2 separate regions of the Mus musculus genome follow, and region 2 is linked to region 1. A link is a loop called in an ENCODE intact Hi-C map of the cell type or tissue named here. Cell type or tissue: left cerebral cortex. All regions are shown on one strand. Links, peaks and the distances in the headings refer to the core of each region. The heading gives the core; the rest is flanking DNA. Region 1 holds the start of Emb (embigin). Region 2 has its middle 68 kb from the start of Emb.

Evidence for each region. Peaks named below come from ENCODE experiments on the same cell type or tissue, not always from the same donor. Only the 100,000 strongest peaks of a DNase experiment are listed, where the experiment ranks them.
Region 2: a loop joins it to region 1, with 2.0 times the contacts of the local background. A loop is called at or near these places in 1 of 42 quality-filtered maps.

What each region holds. Positions count from the first base shown.
Region 1 is chr13:117,213,436-117,225,125 of GRCm38, reverse strand. Emb (embigin) reads right to left here and starts at 4,553. Exons shown (of 9, transcript NM_010330.4): 1 at 4,169-4,553. The coding sequence starts at 4,277. In left cerebral cortex, for the core only: no CTCF peak of the experiment used is centred there; DNase peaks (open chromatin) are centred at 3,453, 4,007 and 4,471; H3K4me3 peaks cover 1,743 bases; H3K27ac peaks cover 1,292 bases.
Region 2 is chr13:117,283,212-117,294,901 of GRCm38, reverse strand. No RefSeq gene overlaps it. Among named protein-coding and RNA genes, the nearest start is that of Emb, 68 kb to the right of the region's middle. In left cerebral cortex, for the core only: a CTCF peak has its summit at 5,069 (motif pointing right); a DNase peak (open chromatin) is centred at 5,084.

The DNA of each region.
Region 1 (11,690 bases), core at 3,319-5,818:
TTTCTCTGGGTGATCTGGCTCCTGCCTCTTCCAGACATGACTCATCATCCTTCAAGGACTCCATTGTTTTCTGGCACCCAGGTCTACACACTTCCCCACCCCAGCTCGGAAGAAAGCAGCCATTTCTACAACATTATTTAAAAATGGTGCTCCCAGCCAACATCTAGGTATTAAGTATACTTAGTTTTTAGAAACCAGTGGACAGAGCTACCAATATGTGTGTGCCCACTCAAACACACACACAACATACTTATCACATGAAACACATGTATAATATGCATCTCACATATATACTATACATGTATTTGTACATATGTGACACAGATAAAAAGCAATGGAGGAGATTTATAGTGATGAATTCACGAAGAACATAAAAGTTTTCCCTTCTCCGCTCATCCTCTCCTCTTTATTTTCCTCTTCCCAAGATGGAAACCCTGCATGTTGCTTTCCTCGACAGATTTCCTGACTGCTCTAACTGAAGCACCAACTTCCTCTTTTAAAATCAGAGAAAATGAATCAAATTCATCGGGCTACATACTACATAGCACAGTAGTTGTTCTAGGATCAACTCCCATGTATATATGACACCCCACTACAGCTGCCACATCTGTCCCCACACAGCTGTACTCCACACCCCCAAAGGCTTGACCTTCTGTACTGGTCTGCCCTAGAGCATGGGTCAGATATTAACTGTCCACATGCCGCTGTGTAGAAGTCCTGGTCGCCTTGCTTTGCTCTGAGACTGGGATGAGGTAATCTGCAGTGGAGTGTCTTCTTCACTGTACTGAGCCTAACCTTGAACCTCAATTTGTCCTTTTAGGGGGAAGCCATCCTCACTAGGATGTGTGCCTCTAGTTCCACCCCCCAGGTAAGGGTTCCTCCTGCTTCCGTTCATCCAAATACTATAGGGCCACTCAGGAAAATATGAAGAGAAAGAGCTAAGGGCAGGGTGATGGAGTACCAGGATGCAAAGTAAGTTGAACATATTCTTAACAAAAGTTTACATAATTTTAGTGATGACCAAATTTTTAAACATCAGAAATATCCCAATTAAAAACGGGCTTGTAATAAATCTCTTCATTTAACCAGTTTAAACACCTTTAGAGACAAAAACTGCTAGTGTTCTCTACAAACAAAATGGCAGGGAGATGCTGACATATAAGTAAGGTTCATTCTAACGAGCAGTTACTACCAAGACAATAGAGTCTAGTAGGGAAGAGAATTAATCAAAGCAGCATACAGGCTATGACTTTGGAAGTTTAAAATGCTTGTTCCAAATTACTCCATTAAAAGGGTTTCAAAAAAAAAATCACCTTGGTTTGTTGGTTATGATAATATTAAAAATTATGTCAAAAGATTCGTGCTTACCTGTTCCTTTTACAAAGCTATTTTTAGATCTCTTATTTAATTGAAAAACCAGGGCATCGGGTTAAGGCACAGGGTGGCAAGCCTCATGACCTGAGTTCAACTCCCAGGACCCTTGAGGGAGAAACAACTCGTCTCAAGTTGTCCTCTCATGATCACATGAGCATTGCCAAACCCACAAATGAGCACACATGTATTTGCATCCACAAAATAAAGAAAACGACAAAAATTTCAAGAAAGAACCTTGAAGAAGCCAGCGACTCACTCCCCTGGGCCTTACCTTTGACCTCATTCCAAGACTCAAAAAAATGCACATGTGGTTTCACACATACAGACTCACACAGGTAGGTGCAGTGATCTCTGAGAGAGCTGTGTTTAAGAAAACGGGCTATGGAGGGAGACTCACTTTAAACCTTCTGCTTTACTACTAAACTAACTCCACGCACTAGGCAATTGCTTAACTGACTGCCCAACTTCCTCTTTGGAAAATCAGGGAGGGGCTGGAGACATGGCTCAGCGGTTAAGAGCACTGACTGCTCTTCCAGAGCTACTGAGTTCAATTCCCAGCAACCACGTGGTGACTCACAACCATCTGTAATGAGATCTGATGCCCTCTTCTGGTGTGTCTTTAGACAACTACAGTGTACTCATATAAATAAAATAAATAAATCTTTTAAAAAAAGAAAGAAAGGAAATCAGGGAAAATAAAGTCTAATCCATCAGGCTACACACTGCACAGTGCAGTGCCTCTGACACTGTATTAGTACAGTAACTTACATTATTGATATTGGCCCCCAAAAATCTTCTTTTAGCAGAACACCTATTTCTAAATAGTCCAAAGTATAAAGACATAAGCACTCAATAAACCTTGCTGTATTGCTTTAGTAAAGACAATGTTGAATCTCATTCAAGTTAATACTGAATCTAGGAAGAGTTGTAGAGGCCTCACCACTTTATTTATCCTTTCATCTATCCATCTAGCTATTTGTTTTTATGTATATGAGTGTTTTCCCTACATCTATGCCCATGCCCAAGGAGGCTAGAAGAGGACGGATCCCCTGGGACTGCAGTTACAGATGGTTGGAAGCTGCCAAATGGATGCTGGGAATTCAGATACCAAGGCATTCAAATTTTGTAACTTTCGTCTGAGCTGAGTCTTCCAAGGAAGTCCCACGTTCCCCTGACTTTCAGCACGTTTATTTACAGCTTCATCTGCTTCCAAGTTTCTTCTCTATAGAAGCCAGGGGGGTACATTAACTTCAACCTGACGTCAGCAACAATACACCCTTGGGTCCTCTCGTGATTTTTGCCTGCTTTGACTCACACTGAGAATTTTTCCAAACTGCTAATGTCCAGGCTGACTTCTATGCTAAAAGAATCAGTTGTTTCTAGGGCAAGACCTGGAGATCGGTCTTTTTAAAGCTCTTGGGGAAAAAGTTCCCACCACTGCCAAGTGGAGAAGGCAAACTTCTAGAACTAACCCAAGAGACACTGAATCTCAAAACAATAGTGTAGGCTGGATTTGTAGTTCCAAGGTGGAGGTGCTTCTGTCCACGCAGGCCCACGCTCACGGAAAGGAGGAAGACAACAGCAGAGGGAAGTGCAGAGGGAAGAAAGAAGGAAGGGGGAAGGAGGAAGAAAGGAAGAGAGGGGGAGGGAAGGAGCTGGGAGCGGAAAGGGGAAGCGGGGAGGCAAAAGAAGCGAGTTAGAAAAAGAGGCTATATTTTTCAGAAGCATATGATAAATGATGCATGGAAGAGGACCGAAGAACCAGGTTCGCCTGGTAAGGTCATGTCCTAAACTATTATGATGGAAAACATGTGGAACAAGAAAATCTAGGGACTAGAAGAATCCAAGTTAACAGTGTGTGTGTGTGTCCTTTTGACCATTTTCTTTTATACTATGTTTAACCAATCTACATGCTATAACCTCATGGAAATAATTTATAATAGCGCAAAACCTTGTGTGGAATAATGTCTGGATTTAGTTCCCAGTAAAGCCAGTCTTTCAACTGCTTAAGAAAGTTAGTGGTGACTTAAATGGGAGCTAACCTGCCACAGACACAGGAACTTGCACTGAAAAGCATTGGATCGCTTGCAACACATAAAGTATAAAAAGGTGAGTTAAGGTGGCAAAATAGATCTTGACCCGGTAATGTTTTTCACGGAAATCCTTCTGTCCGCATGCCGTAAACACGCAACCCAACACCCTTGAAAAATGTTTTGTTTTTATAAAGATTGTTATGAAAAGACAACACACACGTCTAATTTTCTTATCTGGGCTTGTTTGAGTTGGCTGGCTATCGCGATTTTTACCCTCTGCTCTAAAAATCATACTCAATTTCAACACCTGCCAGGAGGAAAGGTGATACGAGAGCCTCGCTGTGGCTCTAATGAAGGGAGCCGGCCTCGCGGAATGTGGACTCATAATCATGCCACACTAGCAGAAGCCCCCAGTCTCCCCCGCACAAACCCACGCACTCTATTTGCCCACTTCCTAGGAAAAATCCGACCCTGTCTCACTACCAGCTCCCAGGATCAAACTGAGCTTTACTGGGACGGGATCATCCCTATACCCGGCGGATGCGGAGCCACCCGGGCTCCCACGTTTCCTCCTTGGGTAACCCGCGCCCAGCCAATGAAAGGCCACCCCCCTCTCCGCTCCGTAGCCGCCTGCGCCTGCATCCCCGCGGCCCCTGCGCGAGCGGCAAGGGATGTCGTCGGGCTGGAGGGTCGCCGCCACTGAGCCTCTTCCGGTGAACCCAGAGCCCTCCCCGCGCCAGCCCCCCGAACCCCCCAGGTACCTGTGGGATCGCCCTCAGCCGGATCAGGGCGCGTCGCCGCCAGAAGACATAGAAGGAGGAGCGGGTAACCAGGCGCCACAAGCGCCCTCAGGCCAGTGTGCGAGCGCATGGCGCGGGCGGGTCTGTCCAGGAGGTCGCTAAGGCACCCTCAGCTCGCTGCGATCCGTCTCCGTTGGTCCCTGTGTACACTTGCTGGTAACTGGGCGCCCACTGCCAGTCCTGGGGACAGGACACTCGAGAATAAACCGAGTGGGAGGGGCCCGGCCGCCCTGGCCTCCACCCCCGAGACGCTCCCAGCGCAATTGCGCCGGCCTTCCATCAATTATGCAGCCCGCAGCCCGCTACCGGCGCGCCCGGATGTGCTGTGCAACCTCGGCGCCGAATCCTCTCCCGCCCCCACCCTCTGGCTAACACAGGTTGGGGAGGGACCTAGCTCCTGGAGCCAGCCAGGTGTGTGTACCCCATCACCTCCCGGAGGGGTTGCAACTCCCCACAGAGTGTTCTTTCCATCCGTTGGATGGGTTCACACATTTACTTTGATGTGACAGGTGAAAAGGACCGGATAGTTCTGCTCCTATACATCTTTGGATGTGCAAAGGTTTCTTCTTACCAGACCGAGGGCGCTATTCAGTGCCCCCAAGCCCGGTACTTAAATTAATGTTTCTCAGAGCTTTCTATTAGTCGTGCATACCCTCCCCCTCTGAAGGTTTGGCCAGTTCCCTCCGGATTAAGATTTCAGAGTCCCTAGGCCCCACAGTGTGTTTCCCTTTGTTTGCTTGCGGCAACAGCTCTCCTGGCGCCAAAGAGCTCACCAAACAAAAACTAAGTTAAGGGGATTCTGTGTAAATGGCAGAAGGCCATTCATCTTTGTCAAACATTGTGGAATACAATGTTATCTCTTACCCACGCGGGGCCGGAGGTTGAAGTTTCTTACTCTCCTATCAAATAAATTGAGATAGTTCAAAACAATTGTTTTCCTATTCAGCGGGAAAGGCGTCTAGGTTAAAACTAGTGAGCCTTAAATCCGGGGCACTCAGCAAGCCCTACTTAGTAGCCCTTTGTCCCTTAGGAACCTCCACTCAGGTAAAACTGAAGGAAGGAATTAAAGAATGATGTGGTATGAAGCAGAGCTGGAGTTAATTAAAAAGAGGGTTTTCTCAGAGTAGATTTAAATATGAGGGCTAATAACAATAAGACACATCCAAGACCAGGTGCATGGGTTTCAGAGCTGTGTTTTAACAGTAACCATAAAGACCATTTTGGTGGCTCCCAAGTTACAACTCAAAGGGGCTGCTAAGAGCCCCTCCCCCCATCCCTCCTTTTTGTAGGGTGGCTACAGGGGCGCCTTTCGTGGAGTTACAGTCTGATAAGATCAAAACATGGACTGCAAGCGTTCTACCGGATAGTTAAGACATTTCCTTTTGTTGTAAATGGGGTTGCAGGTGAGATTCCTGGAAAACTGTGGGCTTATACATGGAGAAGAAGAAAAGTCATGTCATTTACGCTGAGGGCATTAAACGCGACCCGTAGCAATTTTTACCTTTTTGTTTGAGGTCTCTATGAAGATAATAGTGTCTCTGTGTAACACAGCAAATACTAGTTGTGATGGAATGCTTGCCTGAGGTGGGGGCAGGTCTATTATTATTATTATTATTATTATTATTATTATTATTATTATTATATATGAGTACATTGTAGCTGTCTTCAGACCACCAGAAGAGGGCATCAGATCTCATTACAGATGATTGTGAGCCACCATGTGGTTGCTGGGATTTGAACTCAGAACCTCTGGAAGAACAGTCAGTGCTCTTAACCTCTGAGCCATCTCTCCAGGGGACAGGTCTTTTCTGGAGTTTTTTGTTTGGTGTGTCTTAGACATAATTTGGCTGTGTTGCTGAGGCTAGCCCCCAGGCCCTGGAGTCATGCAGTTCCTCTATCTCAGCCTCCACGAATGCATGCCACAGCATGCCAATACATTGTGTGCGGGTGGGGGTGGGTGTTGCCTGCATGTAGGTCTGTATCGCATGTGTGCCTGGTGCCCATGGAAGCCAGAGAAGGGCAATGGATCCCTAGAACCTGAGTTACAAACAGTGTCAGCCATCATGTGGATGCTGAGAATCAAACCCTAGTCTTCTCTAGAAGAGTAGTTCTTAACTGCTGAGCCATCACTACAGTCATGACCTCTTACTCTTTAAAAGCTAGCCTTGATAATTATAAATTCAAATAAGATTAAAAAAATAAAGATTCCCCCCAAATGACAAGTACTTCATGTTGTGTTTTATAAAAATAAAGAGGAGCGAAGGAATGTGTTAGGTGGCTGTGCAGTCAGATGTGGGGGAAGGGGTGCCTCTGGGGACCCATGCAGAGGCATCCCCTCCCCCTGAGGGACCAGCCACACAGGAAGGTATAGTATAGAATAGAGTTTATTCAGGGAATGGGGAAGAGAGTTGAGGGAGTAGAGACAGAGAAAGGAGAGAGAGAGAGAGAGAGAGAGAGAGAGAGAAGAGGCCAGCCATGAGTATGTGGAGAGAGAGGGGAAGGGGAATGGGGAGCAACAAGAGAGAGAGAGAGAAGGGAGAAAGCAGTCCCTTTTATAGTGAGTCAGGCACATCTGGCTGTTGCCAGGTAACTGTGGGGCGGAGCCTAAATGCCAACACTTTTTGCAGAAAGAAACTTACCTGATAGACTAAACTACTGAACAAGAGAACTGTGCTTCCTCCAGGGAGCCACCATTAAATTTTAGTTGGTATATGCATATAAAAATATTCATGTTCCTGGGTTAATATTACATGGAGGAGGGGGAATTTCAGGAAAGAATATGGCTTATGGCCTGGTGGTGGCGGCACATACCTTTAATCCCAGCACTTGAGAGGCAGAGGTAGATGGATCTGTGTGAGTTCAAGGCCAGCTCTTCCTACATAGCTAGTTCCAGAACAGACAGAGCTACAGGGAGAAACCCTGTCTCAAAAACAAACAAACGAACGAACGAACGAACGAACAAAATACGGCTTCTGTAAGCTGGTCTTGAAAGAACATAAATGAAACAACTCATCTTAAATATCGCCTGAGTGCCAGATGCTATGTTCAAAAGGAACTGCACAAAAAAAAAAAAAAATAAGCAACACACGTAATAACTTACTTATACGGCCATTTGTGTGTGGGCTGCAAACCCACAGACTCTTCCTGTTTTCAGAGTTACAGTTAGAACACTGGACTCTGGTGACCCCATCAAGGTAAGCCATCGTCCTGCCCTCAATAGGTGGTTTACACAAAGTGTACTGAAAAACAGAGAAAGGATCTTTAGTCAAAGGTGTCACAACGGGAAGAGGAACAAAGAGCTCCATTGACCACCCATCTTCAGGGTCCTGGCTTGAGATTTAGGGTTAACTAGAAAGCAGGTGTGTATAATTAAACAGTCCCTTTAAGGGGTGCTCACGCCAATCCTGTCTCCAGCATCTTCCGTAAAGTGGTCTGACAAGTTGTCAAAGCTAAGTAAAATCTCTTTCCAGGAGACAGGTTTCTTCTAGCTTAAGAATCCCAGGAAAATTCCAATTACTTGATGACTATCATTTCCATAGTCTGTTAGCCCGTGGGAGTATTTCTTCCTGAAAGGGCGATTATATTTGCAGCCAGAAAATGTATTTTTATAATGACTAAGCCGCTCTCAGCAAACTCAAATGAGACCTTGAAGCTTATAGTTTGCACAGTGTGACCTTCCCAGAATCCAGGAGGTGGGCTAGCTAAACCCAAATTCCTGAGCCAGGGCTTGCTAATTCACACCGGTGCAGCTGCCCAGCAGGCACTTCCCCACACCTGGGGAGAGTTTAATTGCAAGCACTTCTTAGAACTGATTTCAACTGACCTTTCTCAATTAGTCTTACAAAATTCATCTCAGATTCGCTCTCCTGCAAATGAGCTGACCCTACTTAAAGAAGAAGTGTCATTTCAGTGAAATCTGCCCGTTTATCAATGGGCACCAGTGACTGGCCAAATCCAAGATTATTCCTAGGGTCCTTTTTGCCCATTTATCAACTGGCAGCAGTGACTTGCCACACCCACGGTTAATTCCCGCGGTCCTATTTCTTTGAGCAAAGGAAGTTGAGAAAGAAATATAATTCTTGTTTTGCTAAGCATTTGAAGACTCGCTTTCACCTCTGTTACACTTTTATATTTAGATATATTTTGTATGGTTTGGCCTTGTCTCTGTTACACTTAAAAAAAAAAAAAAAGATTGGTATCTTTTAAAGTCAGATGATGGAATAAATTCCCTGTATAACTTTTCTGGCCTTGCTGTATAGAATTATCCTTTCCTTTCCTAATAACTGAAATGTGGCCTCAAATTAATTAGCACCCTCTTAGCACATATGAGCTAATAGAGGGTCCTCTTTACTTTTTTTTTTTTTTTTTTTAAGATTTATTTATTATTATACGTAAGTTCACTGTAGCCTGTAGCTGACGTCAGACGCACCAGAAGAGGGCGTCAGACCTCATTACGGGTGGTTGTGAGCCACCATGTGGTTGCTGGGATTTGAACTCATCTCGCCAGCCCTCCTGTTTACTCTCTTGAGCTAAAGCACTGAATGTTGCCAAGGTAACCAACCACCCAAGAGTCTTCAGATCTAGGTCACTCAAGAGCTCTCGCACATCCTTCTCTCTGAAGACAGCTGCCAGGTGAAAAGGAGCTACAGGAAACCCACCATGCAGTGAGAACAACACCGAGGACGTCCGCTCTCCAGATAAAAATCACATCAGGTTTTAAAAACAACACGAGTGTGTTGTAAATACAAAAGGACAGTGTGTGACTGGGAGAAGCCAAGTTTGGCTGTCAAGACTTACTGAGTAGTTTATAAAGCTTAAAGGAAGAAATTCATTGATGGCTTTTATGATTGCCCCTCCCCCCCCACCCCACCCCACCCCCACCCCAAAGCAGTGTATCCTTTTGAAGCCACTGGAGCTTCACAAGTTCATTTGTCTAAGACTGCCTCCTTCAACTTCTTCATACTGGCAAGAAAGAAAAAAAAAAAACAAAGAAAAAAAAAAAAAAAAACCCTAAGTGTATTTCTTTAGAGCTTGCATTTCAAGGAAATTTAGATGGCTTAGTTTCGGTTGCTATTATCGTTTGGCCTAGGGGTATACAAGATTGTGGGCCCCACTGTTACTATTTTATAAACTCCCCTCTCTGGGTTGGTCTGAGAGTGTGACTAGATGACAATCAGTTCTCTGATCAGCACCAGACGCTGCAGATCACAAAGGGGATTTAAATCGGCTTTTGCAAACGGGCCACATGCCATTCCTTGCCTTTTGTTTGTCGCCGCTCCAGGGGATCATTTGCTGAGCTAGTGTCCACAGACGTGCATTTAAAACTCTTGGGAGACCACGGCGATCATCAAAGGTCATCACTAGAACCATTAGGGAGATAGGACCAAGGGTTTGACAAGATCCCAAATGGAGAACCCAAAGCCAATATTTAACCAAGCAAAGAGATAATTGATTGTGCCTTCCTGGCTCTGTGGAAGATTTGAAGACAAGATCTCAAATGGAGAACCCAAAGCCAATATTTAACCAACCAAAGAAATAATTGATTGTGCCTTCCTGGCTCTGTGAAAGATGTGAATCTGATTTTTTAGCTCTCTCAGATGTGAGGCTGAGTTTGAATGTGAGGACACCCCTGGCCTGCTTCATAAAGAACTTGGAGCTGGGGAGTGCAACCTCAGGAGGACTTTGCAATGTGCCTTAAAATTTAACAAGGACCAGTCTCCTGTTTTGTTTCCTAAAGAGAAACTTGTATATTCTTTTGAGTTTGTGGCCTGGTCAGTCAAAACTTGGGGACAGTGGACCCTCAGTACACTGCATGCAAACCCAAGGAAGCGTCCATGTTGCCTTCCATTGCTGAGTGAAGATAAAGTTGGATGTTATTTTTTTTTTCCTGAAGGCAGACAAGCTTCCTTTGCTGATGTGATGGGGTAGACAATGCACTATTTCTTCTGAGAAGTAATGCTTATCTCAGCGAGTCTTAAAACTGAGGTTCATGGGCTGGTGAGGTGGCTCAGTGGGTAAGAGCACCCGACTGCTCTTCCAAAGGTCCGGAGTTCAAATCCCAGCAACCACATGGTGGCTCACAACCATCCGTAACGAGATCTGACGCCCTCTTCTGGTGTGTCTGAAGACAGCTACAGTGTACTTACATATAATAAATAAATAAATCTTTAAAAAAAAAAAAAAAAAAAAAAAACTGAGGTTCAGTTGTAACCAAAACATTGAGTCAAAGGTTGGGTCCCATTTAGATGAAGAACTAAGAAATAAATCATCTCCATACTGAATCAACATAGACTTTCTGAAATTACGATATTGAAATCATAAGCATAAAACATGTAAAAGTGTGAAGAAGCACTGGTTAATTTCTGAGGCATTACTGTCCAAATAATATATATATTTGGATATATAACAATATATTAAATAATATAATTACATATATTATAAATTACATATAATTACATATATCACATATATTATAAATATGAAGTTGGATATATAATAAATATATATTTGGATATATAACATATGCAACTATATATCATGTAATATATTACATTACAATGACACATTTTATATTTTATATTATTTATTATATATCATATAGTAAATAATATATAATATGTATATAATAATGCAAATATATTATTTGCCGTGTGTGTATATATATGTATATATGTACGTATGTATGTACATATATATATATGTGTATATATATACATATATATGTGTGTGTAAGACATATTTTGAGTTAAATTTAGTGTCTTATCTATAGGAATACTTAAAGAAGAAACATATATACTCCTACTACAGTGATCTGGACTCAATTGGTGACACTGCTAGCAAAACATTTTGATTTGCTACCATTGAGAATCTTGGTATTATAATTTTGTTTATGGCTTGCAGGCCCTATGTAATGCCTCCCACATTAACAGGCTAAGTACTGAGGATGGAATGATGCGTGTCGGCCTCTGTTTTGACTTTTTAAATAGCCATAGATGATAAGTTTCCATACAGAGAGCAGTGAAGTCCCAGCTTTGTGAGGGACCCTCATGTTTCAACAGCCTGCTCTCAGCTGAGCACCATGAAGTTAATGTCCCTTCCTAGTAGAGAATTGCCAGCTGACCCCTGACCACCCTCCCAGCCCCAGAGCACAGAGACACAAGATAACTGGGGTATTTTGAACAACAACATTTTGAAGTAGTATGCATCATCACAATAAACAAGCCGGTCCCTTTCCTCAGAATTCATACTGTCTATAAGATTAATTTCATGAAAGAAAAAAAAAAAAAAGTGGTGTGCTATTTACCAAGACAGTATAAATCTCTCCATTGCATTTGTTTTCTCCTTGTTGGTGTCTTATAATGGTTGGAAGAAGCTTACCCGGTACTTCCTTGTAGCCTCCTAAACTCAGGTTTTTTAAAGTGAATGCCATTCCAGCTGCTTCTTATTTAACAAAGACAATCACCCCACCCCCAACCCCAATGCC
Region 2 (11,690 bases), core at 3,647-6,146, 69 kb before region 1:
GAGAATGAAATTCAAAATTCTCTCCATGGCTGAATGTTCTCACACGATTCTTCTCTCAGGCGTCCTCCCCTCACTCCCATTGCTCTCCATGTAAACTGCCCTTCCTGTGTTAATACAGAAGATCCTGCTTAATCCACTACGTAGCTACAACTTCGGCATCTCTCTGCTTTCTCCCTTCAGAATGTGATGCTCCCTCCTCAGACATTTCTAGGAATCTGATATGACCTCTGTCTGAACCCTTGTCAGAAAAGGCATTCTCATATCTACACAAAAGCAAAGCTGAGCCCAGCATGTCCTACGTAACTTTTCGTAGCATTAACTAATCCGGTTAATAGAGTCAATGTTTCTTTGGCCCTTAGTTTATCTATCATCTCTACAAGGAGGTAAATTCAATCAGGATAAGTACCTCATTCTGCTTAACATACTACATCTTAGACTAAAACTGTGACAGTCAAATGGAACTAAATAGAGACAGAAAGAGAAAGGTAGAGAAGAGATACAACTGACAGAGACAGAGAGACGATAAATACAGAGATAGATATAGATAGATAGATAGATAGATAGATAGATAGATAGAGATAGATAGAATGCACAAATTAGATAAATATATAGAGGTGTGTCTAGATGGATGGGAAGATATCAAGTAAGCACGCCTACATAATTATACTATAAAATGGGTGAATGGATAAGAAAATTATATGTTGCATTTTCCTCATAGGATTATGTGTCCTATTTACACATAGGTAAGGTAAAGTGGTCACATGAGAGATTTGACAAAGTTTTCCTACATAGTTCTCAAACTTCCATTCAGTAAATTATTATAGTGTTGATTTAATTTTTACTTAGAAGAAACAGACACCTTTGTTGAGATTAAACCTGAAATTTAGTTTTAAGGTTCGCGTCTGCTTGGTTCGGGGGTTTGAGCTGCTGCTGCTGCTGTTGTTTCATTTTGCTGCTGTTTCTTAGTTTGTTGGGAAGAGAGTGAGTTGGCTTTGTTGTACCTCACATGGACGGGGCAACTTTTGGGCTCTACATGGTTTTTAATAATATCTATCCTCTTCAGAATTCTACAAACAGTCTGATTCTAGAGGACTTTAGGGTTGATTGGATATGGACATTTTACAGACAGGAGTGTAATGTGTTGCTCAACAGGTCTTTCCATAGCCAATCGTACAGGAAAGATGATAATCTTCCTAAAGAAAAAAAGCCTAGGGCAGGGGCATGCCATGGGCTGATAAGGATGGACTTGGTTCACCCTGTAATTTGTTTTGCATGCCTACAAAACATGCAAAACTCTACAGCCTGAGTGACTCACTGCTGGTTCCCTCATTGCTGGAGACAGCCTAGATAAAAAGAAAAATAGGAAGAGGTTAGAAACACACACACACACAATCCTGCAGTGTATGACTGCAACTATATAATTGTAAATTATCTCCTGTGTCATATTTACTTTCAGTGTGGTGAAACCTTCAGTAGAATCTTCACCTGTCTTTCCTATTTCATAGGGAATTAAGAGAAAGTATCTTTCCCGCATCTTAAGATAATATAGGCAGAGAAAAGGCATGAGCCTGTTTGAAAACCCAGAGGGCTGAGACGAAAGGATGGACCATCTAGAGACTGCCATATCCGGGGATCCATCCCATAATCAGCTTCCAAACGCTGACACCATTGCATACACTAGCAAGATTTTGCTGAAAGGACCCATATATGGCTGTCTCTTGTGAGACTATGCCGGGGCCTGGCAAACACAGAAGTGGATGCTCACAGTCAGCTATTGGATAGATCACAGGGCCCCCAATGAAGGACCTAGAGAAAGTACCCAAGGAGCTGAAGGGATCTGCAATCCTATAGATGGAACAACAATATGAACTAACCAATACCTCTCCCCCCCCACCCAGAGCTCATGTCTCTAGCTGCATATGAATAAGAAGATGGCCTAGTCGGCCATCAGTGGAAAGAGAGGCCCATTGGTCGTGCAAACTTCATATGCCTCAGTACAGGGGAACGCCAGGGCCAAGAAGTTCCTGGGAGTGGGTGGGTAGGGGAGTAAGTGGGGAAGCATGTGGGGGATTTTTGGGATAGCATTGGAAATGTAAATGAAATAAATACCCAATTAAAAAAAAAGAAAGAAAGAAAACCCAGAGGGTCATAGTTGTGCCCTAGTGACAATTCACGCAGACAACCTGGCTGGAGGAGCAACACAGAATAAGAGGGTTGGGGAGTCAAACTCACGGACTCGATGCTTAAAAGCAAGACCCTACTTGACTTGAGATTCCAGAAGCTGTTCATTCAAAAACTAGCAGAAAGCGGCCCCATTTTGAGAACAACTAGCTATGTGAGAAATTTTATCTATTTTTAATTCTAGAGGTTATTTATTCAAAGTCAAGAATATTTCATGTTGTATTGAAAACTGCCATTCAGCTTTCTTCCCAGTACAAGCCTGTCAATGCTTTAAAGGCAAAATGGCTTCTTTCATGTGTGGACTTGCAGTGCTTAGGACACTGTTGAGAAAGTAAGAGTCACTAAATTGTGAGAATCATAAACAAAGCTTTTAAATCGCATTATTACCATCCCCATGATTTGGGATGAAATAACATATACTAAATATGTTGTGGATAGCCCTGGGGCTAATTATTATATTTGATGTTAATTCCGTTCTCCTGTGAGTGGCTGCAAACAAGGAATTAGTCAGCACTCAGGTGATTTCCTGTAAACCTGCTTCCCACCTTAATTTATAAAATAAGGAGAGCTGATGATTAAGCAGATACGGTGGAGCAGAAGGTGAGAGAGAGAAGAAGGAGAAAATGGAAGAGGGGGAGGATGCAGAGGAGAAGGAAGAAGAAAAGCAGAGCAGAAACACATGGCCTGGAGAAACCGCAAGTTCTAAGGGGTCTCATAGATGGAGAAGATGGTGGTGTAGCGGTAGATCTGCCCAATCTAGGCGCACAGCATGTATTCACATTAACTGAGTCCTGTTTTCATTGCCAGGGCATATTTTTGCTGGAGGCTTACCACAACAAGAATATATCTTAGTTATGTTGATTGAACCTTGAGTGATGCTTAGGGTCTTACGGAAACAACAGTCTCAATACTTCAGCATGCCTTTATTGTAAAGATGCTGGGTGTGGTTGATCAAAGGAGAAGTGGGAAGAAGACTCTAGTTTAATTCACAGTTCTCCTCCCCATGTTTTTGCAATGGCTATTTTGTCTTTCAAACTATAAAACATGGGCTGAAGGTAGAGTCTAGGGAAGAAACAGAGGGAGAAAGTGCTGTCTCTCAACTAGGTTATTATCTAATTCCCAGAAAACACCGTAGCTTCAAATCATGATCTCTCTAAATCTCTTAACTGCCATGCCCAGATGTAAGTCCCCAGGATACCTAAGGCTTTGCTTTGATAAGAAAAAACACTAGCCGATGCCTGGTGCTCTCATTCATTAGATATCACTCAGTGTTTGCCATAGGTAACTTACCAAACCCCGCCACACTCCACTGTAGTATAAAGAAAAATGGAAAGAAAATGAATGTATAAGTTCTGATTTAAGATCTCCATTCAACGTTTTGCCACAAATCCCCAGATTTTGCAAAACTCACTGTATAGTTTGAGTTCGTTTCTTTGGGATCACACTTATAAAATCAGCCGAAATGAAGGCCATTCAGCTCCTGGCTGTTAATAACTATCATTTGGACTGAAAGGCATCCAGCCTAAGTTCACTCCTGTAGATAGTGGTCGCCTTTCTGAAACATACTATTACATTAATTTGAGCCCATTTAGTCTGTGTGTGCAACTGTAGAGACAGAGATACAAAAGGAATCAGACCTTTGAGCAAGTTGATACAATTAAAGCAGAAAAGTTAGATTGATAGATAAATTTCATGTACTTTAGATTAAGAGCAAAAACATTAGCTAATTCTTATTCTTATTACACGAGGAAACTTCCGTCATTTTCTTCCTACAACTGATTTTAATGAACAAGTTTGGAGATTGTGAATTCAAACTGTATTTTCACTCAATCGTTAAAGTCAGAATGATGTCATAGGGCATAGATAGCAATATGCTACCTTCTCAAAGCCAAGATAGGAATTAAAGCTTTGGGACTGAGGATTTGTTTGTTTGTTTGTTTTTTGTTGGTGGTGGTTTTGTTTTATTTTGGTGTGAGTGTGTGTGTGTGTGTGTGTGTGTGTGTGTGTGTGTGTTGGTGGAGGTGGTGGTGGCATTGCTGCTGGTGGCGGTGGTGGCGGTGGCGGCGACTGCACCGGAGGCAGCGGCATCAGTTTGGTTGATTGGTTTTTGGTTTGGCAAGACAAGGTTTCTCTGTGTAGCCCTGGCTGTCCTGGAACTTGCTCTGTCAACTAGCCTAACCTCAAACAAAGATCATCCTGCCTCGTGTTGGGATTAAAAGTGTGTGCAGCCCCCGTCCCTCACGATATTGGTTTTCTTAATTGTAGCATTGCCGACGTTAAGTAAATTTGTATCGTTTCTGCCACACCTTTGTGCTCTTTCATAAAGTTGAAAAACTGGGGACAGTGATATTAGCAAGGTAGAAGAAGTCAGCATCCTCATTCCTCTTGAGAAACAGAAACCAAGGAGAACGCACATGCACTGCAGTCATTTGTGAATACAGGTAAGATGTGGCACGTTACCTAAGCCAGAAAAGCAAGAAGAGCCACATGAAATTGTTACCAAGAGAAACTACACTTTATCTTACCTTTTCCTAAAACCGGCATAGCTTAGGTCCCAGAGAGGCTTCTTGGTCACTGACTTCTCCTAGGGGCAGAGAGTGAATCTGTGACTAGGCTCTCAGCTTGTCAGTTTGTCCTTCAGTAGCTAGGTTCAGAGGCACCTCTGACCAGGTCCGAAAGGAACTGTGATTATGCAGGTGCCTAGAGCAGCAAGCAGCCAAGAACAGGAAGCGGGGATCACTATATCGCTAGCACCAACCTTTGAGGTTGGGAAAAATGTAGGGAACTGAGGCTCTCCCCTCACCCCAATGAAAGAGAAAGAGTACCACGTGTCTCCAATGTCCACTCTCCCTTTAGGATCCTGCTAAAGGAACTGACATCCTCAAACACCAGAGGGCGCAAGAGATCACTGACTCCATGAAAAGAAGACGAAGAAAATACGCTTAGGGCAGCTGGAAAGAACCTCGTTGGTCAGACTGATCAATGAGGGTCGTGTTATTAATATTCTGGGTGGGTTGGGTGCCTTTACCAGGAGTAGATGAGACGCTCTTCAAGTGCTGACAGTCTCGGGTTCCCTTCGAGCAACCACGGCCTTGAGGCTGAGGCTGCACTGGCTTTCAGCTCCAACCCCTGAAGCTAGAGGCCCGCTTGCTCCAGACCTAGAGGCTCTCAGTTTGCCAATGCATTGCTCTGAGTCTTAATCGCTAAGGGTCCCAGTGCTTGCCAGCTACTGTAACTCTTTGCAGCGAATGGCAACAGCAGACACTGGGTAGCAGGAGGCAGCAAAGGGTGGCGACTCTTAATAGAAATAGGCTCAGGTTCTGAAACCTTCGCGCCACCATCATTAAACGTCACCGCTCTTGAACAGCCAGTGACTGCTCTCGGACCTCAATGCGTGTGTCTGAGATCTTGGCAACTCTCTGCAATGCTTCCAGAGAGTGGGGCCTGCAGTTTCTCTCCCCTGGTTCTTCACCACCTTCTGTCTTTATTCATTTTTGGCTTTTATCTCTTTTGCCTTCTCTTAACTGTCACGGTTCCCTACTGTCTCTAGCGTCTTGCTCCATCCTTTCCGCCCTTCCCCTCTCACCCCTCATTACTGTCAGTGCCCAACACCACCAAGGCAGCGTCCACCATCCTGCTTCCCGTCACAAAGTCACCCCACCTGAGTGTACTCAGTTTATTACTGTCAAGATCAAAAGTCAGCAAGAAAAGGCAACGTGGGGGGGGGGGGGTACAGTTTATGCTTCTGACAGGAGCATGTCGTCCAGCTGAATTGCAAAGGAAGCTAAACAGCCATTTATAGGGGGGAAATGGTTATAGCGAGAATGTTTGGACCAAAGAGACATGCAAATGAAGAAGTAAGTTTGCACCAGTCATGACACAATCCCCTATGAAAAGGAACATGGTGTTTGCTTCCCTGGCAAGCCTTCCACCGGAATAACAAAAGAAAGGTTGCATTTCTAGCCTCACAAAAAAAAATGGCAGCAGCATTGTTCGGGTGTTCGTTAGAACTGGTAAGGCAAAAGTCTGGAATAAGCTATTTAGAGCAGCTGTGGCCAAGGTAATCCCATCTAGGGCAAGATTTAACAACAAACAACTGTGGCTGTGATAGGCCTTCCTCAACGCATCCATAGAGTGAGCAAAGCATCCGAGGGCATAAGGGAAATGTGAGGTGCTGCCTGACTCCTAATCTTGCTCATGGAAACTGCAACATGTAAGAAGGGCCTAATAGCAGTTATTGAGGAAGCCAAATCACCCAGTCGCCAACACCTTAGCTGGTTTAAAAGAATTGTACACATTAAAAATGGGTTTGTCAGAAAGACACCATTACCCGTTCCTTAGCAGTGTTTAACAATGCTTAACTCCTGCCCAGTGCTTGGGGGACAGGGGGAGGTCCCTCTAATCTATCCCCGTTTATCTATGTGCAAGCATCTATGAATAATTCCTTTAAGAAGGACTTGTTTCTTCAAATGTGTAGGGAAAAAAATGGCAAAAAACAGAGAGAATGAGGAATGCATACAGAATTGAGTGAACAGAACGAACCTAGATAAGCCTGGAAAGTCTGAGGGGTCCTGCCCAGGAATCTAAACTACTCATCTCTAAAGAGGCTGCTGAGTTGCAACAGAACACAAACCAATAAATAAATTGTGGAAACAAAATGAGTGTATCAACCTAAAGATAAAAGTTATTTTTAACGAGAAATTCGACCCTGATGATCAGGAACAGCCTTGGTTCGAATCTCATTCCCAGCCCCCTAGCAGATCCCGTGCAGGGGTCTGTCTGCCTCTGTCCCTACTCCCTGGGGACTCAGTTAATCTCTTTGTGCCCACTGCCAATACCCTGAGGCATCCTCTACCTGGGCACAAGCTGGCCACTCCAGCCTGGGAATCTGGCTGGCTTTAATCTTCATCCTCCTTTCTGTCCTGGTTGAAGACCCCCTATTCCCATTGGCAAGCCTGCAGCAGAACACTTTCAGGGACCTTCTAAACCCCAGGACAGACTCAGATTTCCTCCTTCCAGTCGTACTTCTCAGCCCATCCCCTCTGTCGATCCCCAATACCTAGAATCACTTTCTTCCCAGGACACGCACGCACACACGCACACACACAGGCACCACAGCCACAGCTGGCAAGGACTCAGTAGCACCCCCTACAGGCAACCCACAACCAGGGCATTTTCCCAAGATCCAGAGAGGGCAACTGAAACCAATGAACAGAACGTCTACTCAAAATGACAAGATCAAATGGAACACCTAGAATTAACAATCTTCCCAAACCAACATGTCTGGCCACCATTGCAAAAATACACCACCATTAACTCTCAGGGAAAAAAAGCAACCCTATGAATGTGGGCCTTGAAAACTTCAGTGTATATGTAGCAGAAGACCTCCAAATAGCTCTTATGAGTGTGTTCAAGGCCCTTAAGGAGAATATGAAGTCTATGCAAACACGAGCCTTAAAATGAAATGATAGGAACAGTTCACAGCAGGAAAGTAGATACTGCTCACAGAGGTAAAAAATGAAGTCTTCTCCAATGAAGTTCTCACTGGGGAGGCAAGCCACACTTATGGGCAATCCCCACACACACCAGTAGATGGCCAACACAAAACAAGCTCAATGGTGTTTTTAGAGGGCTGTAATTTGGTGTGTGTGTGTGTGTGTGTGTGTGTGTGTGTGTTATTTTGTTTTGTTTGATCTCATAATACTTTGTATGGATTTTTTTAATTTTATGTCTTTTGCTTATGGATTACGGTTTCTTGTTTTGTGTGTTTATGGCATTTTTGTGTCTGAGTAGATATGTTTCTTGTGTTTTTTCTTCGGTTCTTTCTTCCACTTGTTTGTTTTATCCTATTCAGCTTTATTTTTATCTTATTTATTATTTTTTTAGATGTCTGTTTTCTTTTTTTTTTTTTTTTTTTTTTTTTTGGTTTTTCGAGACAGGGTTTCTCTGTATAGCCCCAGCTGTCCTGGAACCCACTTTGTAGACCAGGCTGGCCTCGAACTCAGAAATCCGCCTGCCTCTGCCTCCCAAGTGCTGGGATTAAAGGCGTGCGCCACCCCACCCATCTTAGATGTCTGTTTTCTAATGAGAGATAGAGAGTAAGAAAGTATGGATTTCAGTAAGTGTGGAGATGGGGAGGATGTGGGAGGATTTGTAGACGGGGAAACTGTAATCAGAACATACTGTAGGGAAAAAGTCTATTTTCAATTTAAAAAGTCATAAAAGAACTAAATGATGTGTGTGTGTGTGTGTGTGTGTATTCACACACACACACACACACACACACACACACACACATACATGAGAGACTTGAATATACATGCTCAGATACTATATATGTTTATATACAAACCCACACATTTATATATTAAGCCTTTAAAAAGTTAACAGATAAGCCATTCATAGTTAGCCTGTACTAAGCACTGGTGGCATATTCCTTTAATCTCAATACTCAGGAAACAGAGGCAGGGGAATCTCTGAGTTTGAGACCACCCTGGTCTACAGAGCAGGTTCCAGAACAGTCAGGGCAACACAGAGAAACCTTGCTTCAAATAAACAAAAAAAGTGAGCCTGTCACTAAGAACAGTGGTCTATACCTGTCATCCCAGAGACCAGGGAGGCTGAGGCAGGAGGACCAAATTCTAAGACCTACCTGTCTAGCTTATAAAGTAGGTTCAAACCTGGCCTGGGCATCTCAGCAAAACTCTGCCACAAACTGAAAATCACTATAAAGAACTGGAAATGTGGATCAGCAAGAAGACTGACTGTTTATTCCCAGCAAGCTCCTGGCTTCAACTGTCAAACCACAAACAAAATTTGTCAAATAAACAAATAAATAAATAAGGTCTAGAGAGATGGCACAGAGGTGAAGAGCACTGACTGCTCCCCCAGAGGTCCTGAGTTCATTTCCCAGTAACCATATATATATATGGTGGTTCATAACCATCTGTAATAGGATCCAATGACCTCTTCTGATATGTCTGAAGAAGAGTGACAATGTACTCACAAACATTTATTTAAAAATAAATCTTTAAAAGAAATAAAAAGAAGGAAACCAGAATTTCAAAAGCTATAAAGGTTTAAGGGGCCTCATCAAAGGGGAACATGTTCACTCTGGAACCATCCAATGGGGATAGAAAAGGGAGAAAGCTCCACTTTGAAAACGAATAGCTAGGGAGATAATCTAGCATTTAAAGCGGTTCTGGTTAGTTTTCATTTTTAAATAGTGTCTTATTTGTTTGCATATGTGTGGGGGGAACATGCAGAAGTCAGAGAACAACCTGTGGGACTTAGTTTTCTCCTTCCAGGATGTGAGTGCTAGGTATGGAACCCAGGTGGCCCGGCTTCTTAGGAAGCCCTTTACTCCTGAGACATTGCTTGCCCAGGATTGTTAGTTTTTCCTTATTGACTACACACAATGTAGAATTACCTGGGCATCAAGTCACAGTGAAAGATTTAAGCCGGGATGAGGGTATGTCTCTGGGGGACGATCTTGATTACTTGCCTACTGTGGGTGGTACCATTCCCTAGGCAGGCCATCCTGACCTGTGAAAGAGTGGAAAATGTTAACTGAGCACTCAAATTTGTGCACACACTACACTTTGTTACTGTTTATACGTGTAACCGGATCAACTTTCTCAGTCTCAAGCTGCTGTGACTTTCCTGCTAGGAGGGACTGGAATTTGGAACTGTGTGCTAAAATAAGCCCTTTCTCCCTGAATTACTATCAGGGTATTTTATCACAGTAAGTTGAACAGAAAATAAGAGAGAGACAGAGAGACAGAGAGAGACACAAACAGAGAGAGACAGAGAGAGACAGAAAGAGAGAAAGGGAGAAATTCTGACATGCAGGAACATGGGTGAATCAGCAGATTATCTGTTAAATGAAACAGTGACAGAGGCCAAGTTCTAGGAGTCCTCTATGATTTATTAATATGAAATATATAACATAAACAATCACTCAGAAACAGAGCTGGAGAGTACAAGGTAAGAGCTGCAGTTCAAACAGAATAAATCTTAAGTTTTGTAAGATGGCTAAATCACAGAGCCAGGACACATATTGTACCCATACTGAACACTGTGTTGTATACTTGAAATAATCTTATAGAAGGCAAGATTAAGCTTAATTTTCCTATCATCGCAAAAATAATGAAAAAAAAATAAAACAAACACATGAACTTTGAGTTCTCATCACACAATCACACTTAAACTACCCTTTACTCTTTAGACAAACGCTATTTTTTTCCAACATGGGAAACCCCAGAACATAATCAAGAGCAGAATTAAATTATAATTTGGTAACTCTTTTCAGAATCTTGGGAATTTTTAAAGCATTGAAAAGATTTATTACACAGAACGTATATAATTTGTCATATTCTCCGTAGCATATCCATTGAGCTGGTTCACAAGGTCATCAAATAGATGTCTGTTCCTCACTTAAACACATGCTGCTGGATGCTGTGGGTACCCACATCCTGCTTCCTGCCTCTGCAAGCCACTGTGAACCCTGCCTGGCAGTTCCCTATTTTGGGCTCCATGCTGTACCGACATAAGGTCTGCAGAATCATGTTTAAGAGGCAAGCATGTGTTAATGCAGTTATGAAAGAGGATTGGCGTGGATATGAATACCTGTCCTGTAGCTTTTTATGTGCAGATTTGTTTTGGAAATGTGCACAGCTTGGATTCAACCTTAAGAGATCCTTTTAAGGCTTTTCTTCATCATGAAGTGTCTATTGAAGCTATGGCGAAGTATGAAAATGAGCAACCTAAAGTATGTCATTTTCCTCTTGTATGAAGTTAAAATAACACAGAATAAAAATACTGTGGCCAGATTATTTTAATACACATACACAAATATATATATTTGTATATATTTGGGCCTGCGACCTGTGGCTAAGCCATATAACATGGCAAGAAGCACATGGTAAAACTGCTTGGCTCACAGTTGGGAATGGAAGGGACAAATATGGAGAACCAAATCTCAGTACTCCTTCAGAATATGGCTCTGATGAGAAGATCTCTCACAAAACCCTAGCCCTAAAAGTCTCCATTACTTCCCAAGAGATCCAACCTGGCGAGGGTTAAGCCCTTTAAAACATGGGCTTGCTGGTGAGATGGCTCAGTGGTTAAGAGCACCGACTGCTCTTCCAAAGGTCCTGAGTTCAAATCCCAGTAACCACATGGTGGCTCACAACCATCCATAATGAGATCTGATGCCCTCTTCTGGGGTGTCTGAAGACAGCTACAGTGTACACACATATAATAAATAAATCTTTAAAAAACAAACAAACAAACAAACATGGGCTTTTGGGAGAACATTTCTATTGTAAACTATGGCAGTATATAAGTTGTTAACACAATCTTTTGTGTGTGTGTGTGTGTGTGTGTGTGTGTGTGTGTGTGTGTGTGTGTGTGTATGTGTGTGAGGCAGGGTTTCTCTCTATAGCCCTGGCTGTCCTGGAACTCACTTTGTAGACCAGGCTGGCCTCGAACTCAGAAATCTGCCTGCC